Linked DNA regions of Mus musculus: regions 1 and 3 are each linked to region 2. Evidence: chromatin contacts called from ENCODE POLR2A ChIA-PET data. All regions are on one chromosome and are shown on one strand. Each heading gives the region's core, a stretch centred on a gene start or an enhancer-like site at or near the end of the contact. The rest is flanking DNA. Distances are from core to core; before and after follow the strand shown.

What was found. ChIA-PET counts read pairs that join two places held with the same protein, here RNA polymerase II (POLR2A).
Region 1: POLR2A ChIA-PET joins it to region 2 with 37 read pairs in Patski. The contact joins the promoter of Sgsm2 here to the promoter of Mnt in region 2. POLR2A ChIA-PET finds 5 or more read pairs at or near these places in 4 of 5 experiments (Patski and embryonic stem cell).
Region 3: POLR2A ChIA-PET joins it to region 2 with 18 read pairs in embryonic stem cell. The contact joins the promoter of Srr here to the promoter of Mnt in region 2. POLR2A ChIA-PET finds 5 or more read pairs at or near these places in 3 of 5 experiments (Patski and embryonic stem cell).

What each region holds. Positions count from the first base shown.
Region 1 is chr11:74,895,633-74,898,332 of GRCm38, forward strand. Sgsm2 (small G protein signaling modulator 2) reads right to left here and starts at 1,437. Exons shown (of 23, transcript NM_197943.3): 1 at 1,193-1,437. The coding sequence starts at 1,249. Tsr1 (TSR1 20S rRNA accumulation) reads left to right here and starts at 2,448. Exons shown (of 15, transcript NM_177325.3): 1 at 2,448-2,583. The coding sequence starts at 2,487.
Region 2 is chr11:74,829,587-74,832,286 of GRCm38, forward strand. Mnt (max binding protein) reads left to right here and starts at 1,338. Exons shown (of 6, transcript NM_010813.3): 1 at 1,338-1,815. The coding sequence starts at 1,743.
Region 3 is chr11:74,924,639-74,927,338 of GRCm38, forward strand. It overlaps Srr (serine racemase), which reads right to left and starts at 1,310. Exons shown (of 9, transcript NM_013761.5): 1 at 981-1,310. Smg6 (Smg-6 homolog, nonsense mediated mRNA decay factor (C. elegans)) reads left to right here and starts at 1,216. Exons shown (of 19, transcript NM_001002764.2): 1 at 1,216-1,365. The coding sequence starts at 1,278.

The DNA of each region.
Region 1 (2,700 bases), core at 187-2,686, 66 kb after region 2:
CAAAAGCACAGTGAAGCTGTTCATGCAAGCTGGAAAGGTGATGTCAAGAAGGAAGGGAACAGTTAGGGCACACGAGCCAGGTCAGGGTTAATGCAGAGAGTCCAGAGTCTTCTCAAACCACCGTCAAACTCCAAGGGTGCATGAAAAAATATGATACATTTATGTATGTGAGAGAAACAGTATTATCCTATTTTAAAAAGAAACTAGGAAACCAAGACTTGAGTTTAAGTAACTTTACTCAAGTTCACAAGTAAAGCTCAAGTAAGTCTGGACAACTCAAGACTATCTCACCAAACCTCAGTTTCCAGGATCAGCAGCTATATTTATTAGAGTGCCTACCAGTGTGCCAGGCTCTGGAAACAAAACAGTGAACAAGCAGACAGGTTTTTTGTTTTGTTTTGTTTTGTTTTTGCCTTCCATAGTTCACACCTGGTAGACCCAGCTAGAGAGGCAGGCTGAGGAGGGAGGCCTCACTCATCTCATCTACACTGCAGGCTCTTTCACAAGCTGGTGAGTCATTCGTATGAGCAGCCCCCCCCTCCCAACCCCCGAAATTGAAATGAGCTTCTAAGCAGCGTCAAGGTAAAGGGAATTAGTGGAGAGAAACTCTTGTTTCTGAAGGATTTCCCTCAAAAGGGCAAAAATAATCTGAGTCTTAAAAACCATTCTTAAAAATACCCGAGTTCCTGGGTAAGGAGGTGGGCGTGGAGGGAGAAACGGTGAGGTGTGCAGCGAACCCTCTGCTAGCCACGACTCACTTGCCAGGGGAACACAAGAGGGCGGTGTGTTGGACACCCGAGGGCGAAGCCCCTGGAACTGTGGCTCGCAGCCTCCAGGAGGCCCGTGGGGACCCCGCCCCCTCCCCGGGCAGTACCCGCAATGAATGGGCAACTCGGGTTCTCCAGCAATCGCCGCCACCCCTCCCCCGATCGCGGTCTCCCCGCGCTGCTGCCGTCACTGGGCGGGGAACGGGAGCACCGTGGAGCAAACAAGCCCCAGGGCGCAAGCCTGACCCTGGCCGAGGGCGCTGCCCGGGACATGCAGAGAGGGGCGTGGGGCGCGGCCCGCCCAGGACCCCGCCCCCGCCTGGCACGGTGGGCTGGCAGCCGCGCGCGTGGGTGCCTCCACCTCTCTGCTCCCGAGCCAGCGCGGGAGGGGTGCGAGCCCCTTGAGACCTTGCCCCGGACCGTACCTCCTTCTTCACGTTCCACAGCAGCTTTTCTTTGACCGCGTCCTCTGCGCTGCCCATGGTGCGGCAGGTGGCGGGCAGGTGGCACCGAGTGGCCCCCCGAGCCCCCGGTGCGCCCTCACCGCCTCCGCGCCTCCCGACTCAGCGCCCCACACGCGAGGCGGAGTCCCCGCCCGCTGCGCTCCCCGCCTGCAGCCGCCGCAGCCACTGCCCGGTGCTCAGCTCCGCAGCCATCTTCCGAGCCCCGCAGACGTCAGGCAGCAGGCCCGGCCCCTTCCCACTGCCGGCAGGGAGGGGGTGTGTGCGCCGCAACTGGGGAGGTGGGGGGGGGGGTCAAGGGCGGGTGCGGACGCCTGGGGGCGTCGGGGCCGGGCGCGCGCCGCAGGGACGGTTGTCATGGCGACTGGCCGGCTCCCGCCCCGAGGGCGCGAACCCGCATTGTGAGCGCTGGGAAGTCAGCCGCTCCGGCCTGCGCCGCGCAGCGGGCGGACTTTGGGAATGTGCTTGTGTCTGGGCAAACCTCAACCACCGTGACCGCTCCCGACTTCTGGCCCCTGGGAGAGGAGCTATACGGAGCCAGGGTCTCGGCTCTGCGTCACTGTGGTTCGAACCTGGTCCTGTCACTCCTCCGGATCCTGTGGAGTGTTCATATATTACTTGCAGCTCAGTCGCAAAGCTTGCAGGAGGAAAGCAAGGACCCGACTGTGAGCTCCTAAGAACAGGTGCCCGAGCGCAAGGGGAAGTCTTCGCCCTCCTCCGGGTCGCCGACATCCGCTTTGGTTCATCTTGCAGATTTGTGGGAAGAGGGGGGCGCGAGTTGGAATAAGAGACATTCCAGAGCCGGTGACACGAGCCCCTTCTAAGTGCTTCGCGTTGGAAATTAGAGTAATAGAGGAAAGGAAAGGCCACTCAGGTACAAATGTCACCCCTTTGTACAGTTCACTGGGACCGCAGAGAGCGGCGTGCAATAGTCTACGTGAAAAGACTTTTATTTCTTCCCACGTGATGCAACTGAAGCGTGCAAAAATGGAAAGATGGGCGCAAAATTGACCTCCTAATCCAGAGCCGGAGCCGGGAGACTCCTGCCGGCATCCTCCATCTCTCAGCAGAGGACTGCAGCGTGGGAAAAGGCACCACGACGTCTCTGCGGACACTCAGGGCGCTGCGCTTGCAGGCTGGCGGCAAAAAACCTCGCGAGAGGTCGCGGAAGTGCTAAGCCTGAAGTCCGTCCCCAGGGCCGGAAACGCTCGGGTCCGCCCGGAAGTAGAGTTCACTTGGTGCACACGTGGACTGCAGAATGGCGGCTCACCGCTCCGGGCCGCTGAAGCAGCAGAATAAAGCTCATAAAGGCGGGCGGCATCACGGCGGTGGGTCCGCACAACGGGACAGCAAAGGTGAGTAGACAGGAGGGAGAGGGGCTGCTTAGCCGGTACCCGTGCCCACACCGAGACTAGACTTGGGACCCTTGCCCAAGGCTCTTAAGCGGCGCAGGAAGGTTCTTGTTGGTTGAT
Region 2 (2,700 bases), core at 88-2,587:
GTTCCAGATGTAGGATATTTTTGTTGTCCTAATCAAGAAGATGTAAGTGCTCAGCCCCCTTCCTGAACTGCAGTTTGATAGTTCTTCACTTTTGCGAGGACCCGAGGTGGTAAGAGGCAGCTGGCGGTTGAGAGAGGTCTGACTAGACTACGAGTTGCTCAATGAACAAGGAGCAGTTGGAGTAGTCCCTTCACTTGGGCCTCAGTTTTCTTACCTGCAAAGTGCAATGATTTGGGCAAGCTGACTTCAAAGATCTTTCTGACTGTACCTAGGGACAGTCCTAAGCCCTGCAGCCAAGATAAAGACTGACTGGCGAGCTTAGGAGAGTGCGCGGTTCCAACCCAACACAGTGAGCGACCCCGCCCCGCGCCCAGCGGGCCGCTAGGGTAGCGCGCGGCTTCCGCCCTCCACGTTGTTGTTCCTGATTTAGGCCACGCCTCCTCGGCCTGGGCTTTGGACGCTTCTCCTTTTGATTACTGGTGCCGGGGCCCAACAACGAGGTGCCCTCTAGAGTGGCACACTTTTAGTCCCCACCCATATCAGAAACCGGTGGACAAAGAATTTAGGAGAAGGGAAGTAAGCCCTGGTTTTGAATGGGAGGGTAATGTAAAGCAGGGGATGGACTGCGGAATTCCCCTGTAGGTGTCTCACCCTTCCGTCACCCGGTGGCCCTATCCGCACCCGCTAATACGACCCTGTAGACACTGTCCCTTTAAACCGAAGGCTGGCGGCGCGGGGTGTCCATGTGGAGCTGCTCCATGCCGTGTTGTCCTGCCCGCCCATTGGCGGGCGGCCTGGTGATGTAGCCTAATAGGATGCGAACGCACTGCGGGGGGAGGAACAGAGACAAAATCCGGAACGGGATCAGCTCTCCCGTCCCTCTGTCAGGACTCTAGCAGCCTGCTGTCAGCTCCGCCCAGGGGCGGATCCCGGGGGGAATTGCGACAGACCGGACGGCTGCGGGATTTAGGTCGTGTCTACGTGGGGCGAAGAGACCTAGGGGTCAGACTATAGGTCTCCCTGACCTGTGTCACCGCTGTCTCAGCTAACCGAAGCCTTGGGCTTCCCATTCTCTCAGCAAGGCAGATCCCGCCGTGAATGCCCTAAGCACGCAAACCCCGTTTAACTTGTGGCTGGCCACGGAGAGGAGGGGCAAGTAGGGAAAGCGGAAACAGCGAGGAAGCCTGGTTCCATCTTCTCACCCCCACCCAAGCCACGTGTGCGCGCGCGGTGGGCGGGGCCATCCCTGGCGCGGCCCCGCCCTCAGTGAGACGCCGCGGCCCTGCGGGCGGGGGCTCCGGTCCGGGCTTTGGCTGCGGCCCCGGTGTAGTAGCGGGGGCGGCGGCCGGGGGCAGCGCGGCTCCTTCCCTTGTTGTGTGTGTCGGTGCCTCCTCGCCATCTTGTTGCAAAGCCCTTTCTTGTCGGCGGGACTCCGGGGGCCGCGGGGCGGGAGGCATCGGAAGGGAGGAAGAGGAAGAAGGAAGGAAGAAGGCAGTGCCGCCTTTTTTATTTTTTGCATCAAAATTTTTTTAATTTGCAAATTTTTATTTTGCAAATATTTTGGGAGACATTGATTTTTCTCCCCGTGCTCCCCCGTTCTTTTCTGAGGAGTGCGCTGCGCCGCCCAGCCCTGTCGCCCCCCGGAGGTGATCCCTCCCTCCTGCCGGCCCGCCAGCCTGACCTGTGCTTGGCTCGCGGGCCGCAGCCTCGGCCCCGGCGCGCCCCCGGCTGCTCTCGCCGCGATGAGCATAGAGACGCTACTGGAGGCGGCCCGCTTCCTGGAATGGCAAGCGCAGCAACAACAGAGAGCACGTGGTGAGCGGCCCGGCTGGGCCCCTGGGGCACTGGGCAGAAGGGGAGGCCAGTGACCCCGATCCCTGAACCCACTGGAAATCGCAGGGAGGCCCCTCTATGGCGCGACCTAAAAAGCCGGGCACAAACTCCCCGCAAGAGCTGCCGTCCGGGAGGAGTGATGCGAACGTTGAAAATAATTAATGAATTCATTAACATGCAAAGAAGGACCCAGTTTCTGCGGGTACCACCCTAGCTGACTGGCACCCCCGTACACCTTCAGTGGGGGGCCCCTTAGTTGTGGGCGGGCGGCGCCCTCGCTACCATTGAGGATGTGTGAACCGGGGGATGGGGAGAGGGATGTTGATGTGTGGGGGTGGCAGACCCGCGTGTGCTTGCGTGTGAGCACCAAGATGATGTGTGATGGGAACCGGGGAAGAGCGGATGAACGGACCTGTACACGGGTGTGTTTGTACAGCACACGAGTGGGCGTGTGCGTAACTGAGTGGGGGTGGGGAATACTCTACGCCGAGCTGCTCTTCGGATTCCCTGGCCTGGGCTGGAGGGTGCGGGGAGCGCTCCCGGCAGATCTACGCGCTGCTTGGGGCGGAGGCGGCCTTTGCAGAATGAAATGACATCGCGTGTCTTATGATCCTGGCCAGCCCCGCCTGACCCCGCCTCCCAGAGCTGGGCTGGGTCGCACGTCTAGCTTTGGCTGAGAGCTGCGCTGATTGGGTGCATGTGAGTGTCCCGCGGGTCGCTGGGGGCAGCCCTAGGCCCCCCTGCCTTGCCCTGCTTTAGCCGGTGTGGAATGTGGCGTGTCTGCGCGTTTCAAACCCGCTCTTGGCTGGAATGTTGCGTGTGCCTGCGTCCCAAGCCCGTTGGTTACCCGGACTGCTGACGTAGTCA
Region 3 (2,700 bases), core at 60-2,559, 95 kb after region 2:
CCCTGGCTGTCCTGGAACTCACTTTGTAGACCAGGATGGCCTCGAACTCAGAAATCCGCCTGCCTCTGCCGGCCCCTCCTCCCCCAGTGCGGGATTAAAGGCGTGCGCCCGGCATTTTTCTCTTTTGATGGTGAAATATCTGTCACATAACAGGAACTGTATGAGTACTATCAAATATTTTATACTATGATCAAGGCATAACTGGTTATTACTTTTTGAGGTCTAAAGGGTCAATGACTGTGTGAGACAGGGAAGAAGGAAAGACTGGAGAAAGGCAGTCTTTGGATAGGAAGTTTCTCCACCCCACCGTTTCTAATAGGAGTTAATGGTCAATGAGCTTAAAGTACCCATCTTCTAGTCTAATTAACTTTTTGCTTCCTTTTTGGGGGACAAGGTCTTCTAATATGTTGCCTTGATTAGCCTCAAATGTGCTATGTTGCCCAGGCTTGAACTTGCAATGCTCCCACCACAGCCTTTGAAGTACCGTGAATATAAGAATGAGCTATTTTTACCAGCATCAGTAAAAATTTAAAGATGTAAAGATGGGAGAATTGACTTGAGTACTAAAAAAGTAATTTTAAAAAATTCTCAATGCTAACAGTAATTCCCAGATCGAATAATTTCCTTCTTTTTTTACCTCCACACAACGACCTCCAGCAAGTCTTAGGGATGAACTGTCATAGACTTTAGTACTCTGGTACAATCAAACGATACACGGAGCAATTTACTTCTTCCACTCTCTGAGATTCCGTTTACCAGTAATGGGGATAATAATAAAAGATATTTAAACTCCACAATCCAGGCCTACGGTAAGGAGACTTCGGCCTAAAATGATCGGAGGAGGCCGGGTTGTAGGATGTCTCCGTCAATCCGAGCCCCAGATCAAAAGCAGTGTCCTCGGTGGTCACCGCAGCAATACTGGCATCCCTAGACCCGAATGCCCACCTGACATGGGCGAGTCACACCTGGCTGCGCCTCACCTCGCCTCCAGAGCGCTGCGCCTCCACCTCCGAGCCTCGGCGGACCGTCCTAGCTTTACACCTCTGCGCACGCGCACACGCCGTCTCCGCGGCCGATTCGCCCGCTCCGGCAAGGCCCTAGTTGAACGTGCTGAATGCTTTTGCTCCCAGTGCGGCCACCGTCGTTTGGGGAGGGCAGGCAGGAGGGGGGCGGGGAAAAGGGTGGGAGTGGGTGAGCGCGCGCCGCCCGTCCGTCGTGGTTTCCTGGCTGCGCGCGGCGGTGGCCGAGTCGCCGCAGCTGTAGCAGCCGCCGCGAAGATGGCGGAGGGGTTGGAGCGTGTGCGGATCTCCGCATCGGAACTGCGAGGGATCCTGGCCACTCTGGCTCCGCAGGCCGGGAGCAGAGGTGAGTTGCGCCGCCCAGCTGCTGGGCCGGGCCTGCCCGCCCCGCCTCCCTCTCCTCTGCCTCCTCCCCGCCCCGTCCGCGGCGCTCCGAACCCCCGCCCCTTCCCCAACAGTGCGCCCGGGCCTGCGGCGGCCCCTGGGAGACAGCGAGGCTGTCGCTCCGCTCCCTCGGGCCCTCGGGGCAGAGCCCAAGCGCGAGTTTCAGCCTCCGCCCTCTTGCTCGGCGCGGCGCCGTGGTTGTTCTCCGGTGCCCTAACCCTCTCACGCCAGCGCCTGAGTTCCAGTCCGGAGGAGACACGAACTGGCTTGGGTGCTAGGGTCCGGTAGAGGCCCCGAGACGTATTGTTCCCAAAAGAATAGTCTGTGTATGTGTACCTTTCCGTAGTCCTCCGTTCCGCGTCGGAGAGGAGGAGCTGGGGAAATTGAGGAGAAAGGCTTAACAGGCTAGGACTTCCTTTGCTGAACTTACCCCCCCCCCCCACCCCCCAAGGCTGGTTTCTAGTGCTAGGCCACTGGAGGGATCCAGGACCTCAGAGAGCTGACTCGGTTTTGTTTTGGTCTTGGCGTGTGTGGGAGCAGTTGTGATCAGAGAGAATGCTTAATTTGCCAGTCTCCATTCGCATCAGAAAAGCGCGAGAAATATTTTGGTGTCTGGTCTCCTTCATTAGCCAGTGTTGCTTAGGATGACAGTTACAGAAGATACCTTCTCTAGGATTGTGGCTAGAATTTGTGAGGTTGGTTTTTATTGGCCAACTGAATTGGATTAACCAGGCTGTTTTCTCTCTCTCCTCTGGAAAATAGTAGTCACCACCTCTCCTGGCTCCGCCCCAAAACTAAGTTTAAAAGTTTACTCAGGGTGCTGAGGTTAAACGGCTTTATCTTGGTTCACATTTGGTGGAGAAGCTAAACTTTTGCCAAGGCAGCAGTATCTTTTATTTTGTGTTTGTTTTTCTTTTGAGACAAAGTCTCACCTTGTAGCCAATACTGGCCTTGAATTTACTGTGTAACCCAACCTGGCCTTGAGTTTGGATACTTTTCCTGACTGAAGCCTTCAGAGTGCTGGAATTATATGCATATGCCACCATACCCAACTTTCAAGTCAGAAACCTAAAATTTTAGTTTCGCCCCCACCCCATCCCCCAAACAAAAGTGGGTATAGATGCAGGTGTATAAATACTTGGCTACCAGCTTGTTTGCATTTGTATATACATTATAATTCTGTACTAGGATTTTATATAACTTGAGTACTGGATAATATTCTCACTAGTTCCTGTCACTTATGAACTGTTTAGTAGGTATTTTTAGTAGTCTCTCCACTGTAAGCAACAGATACTTA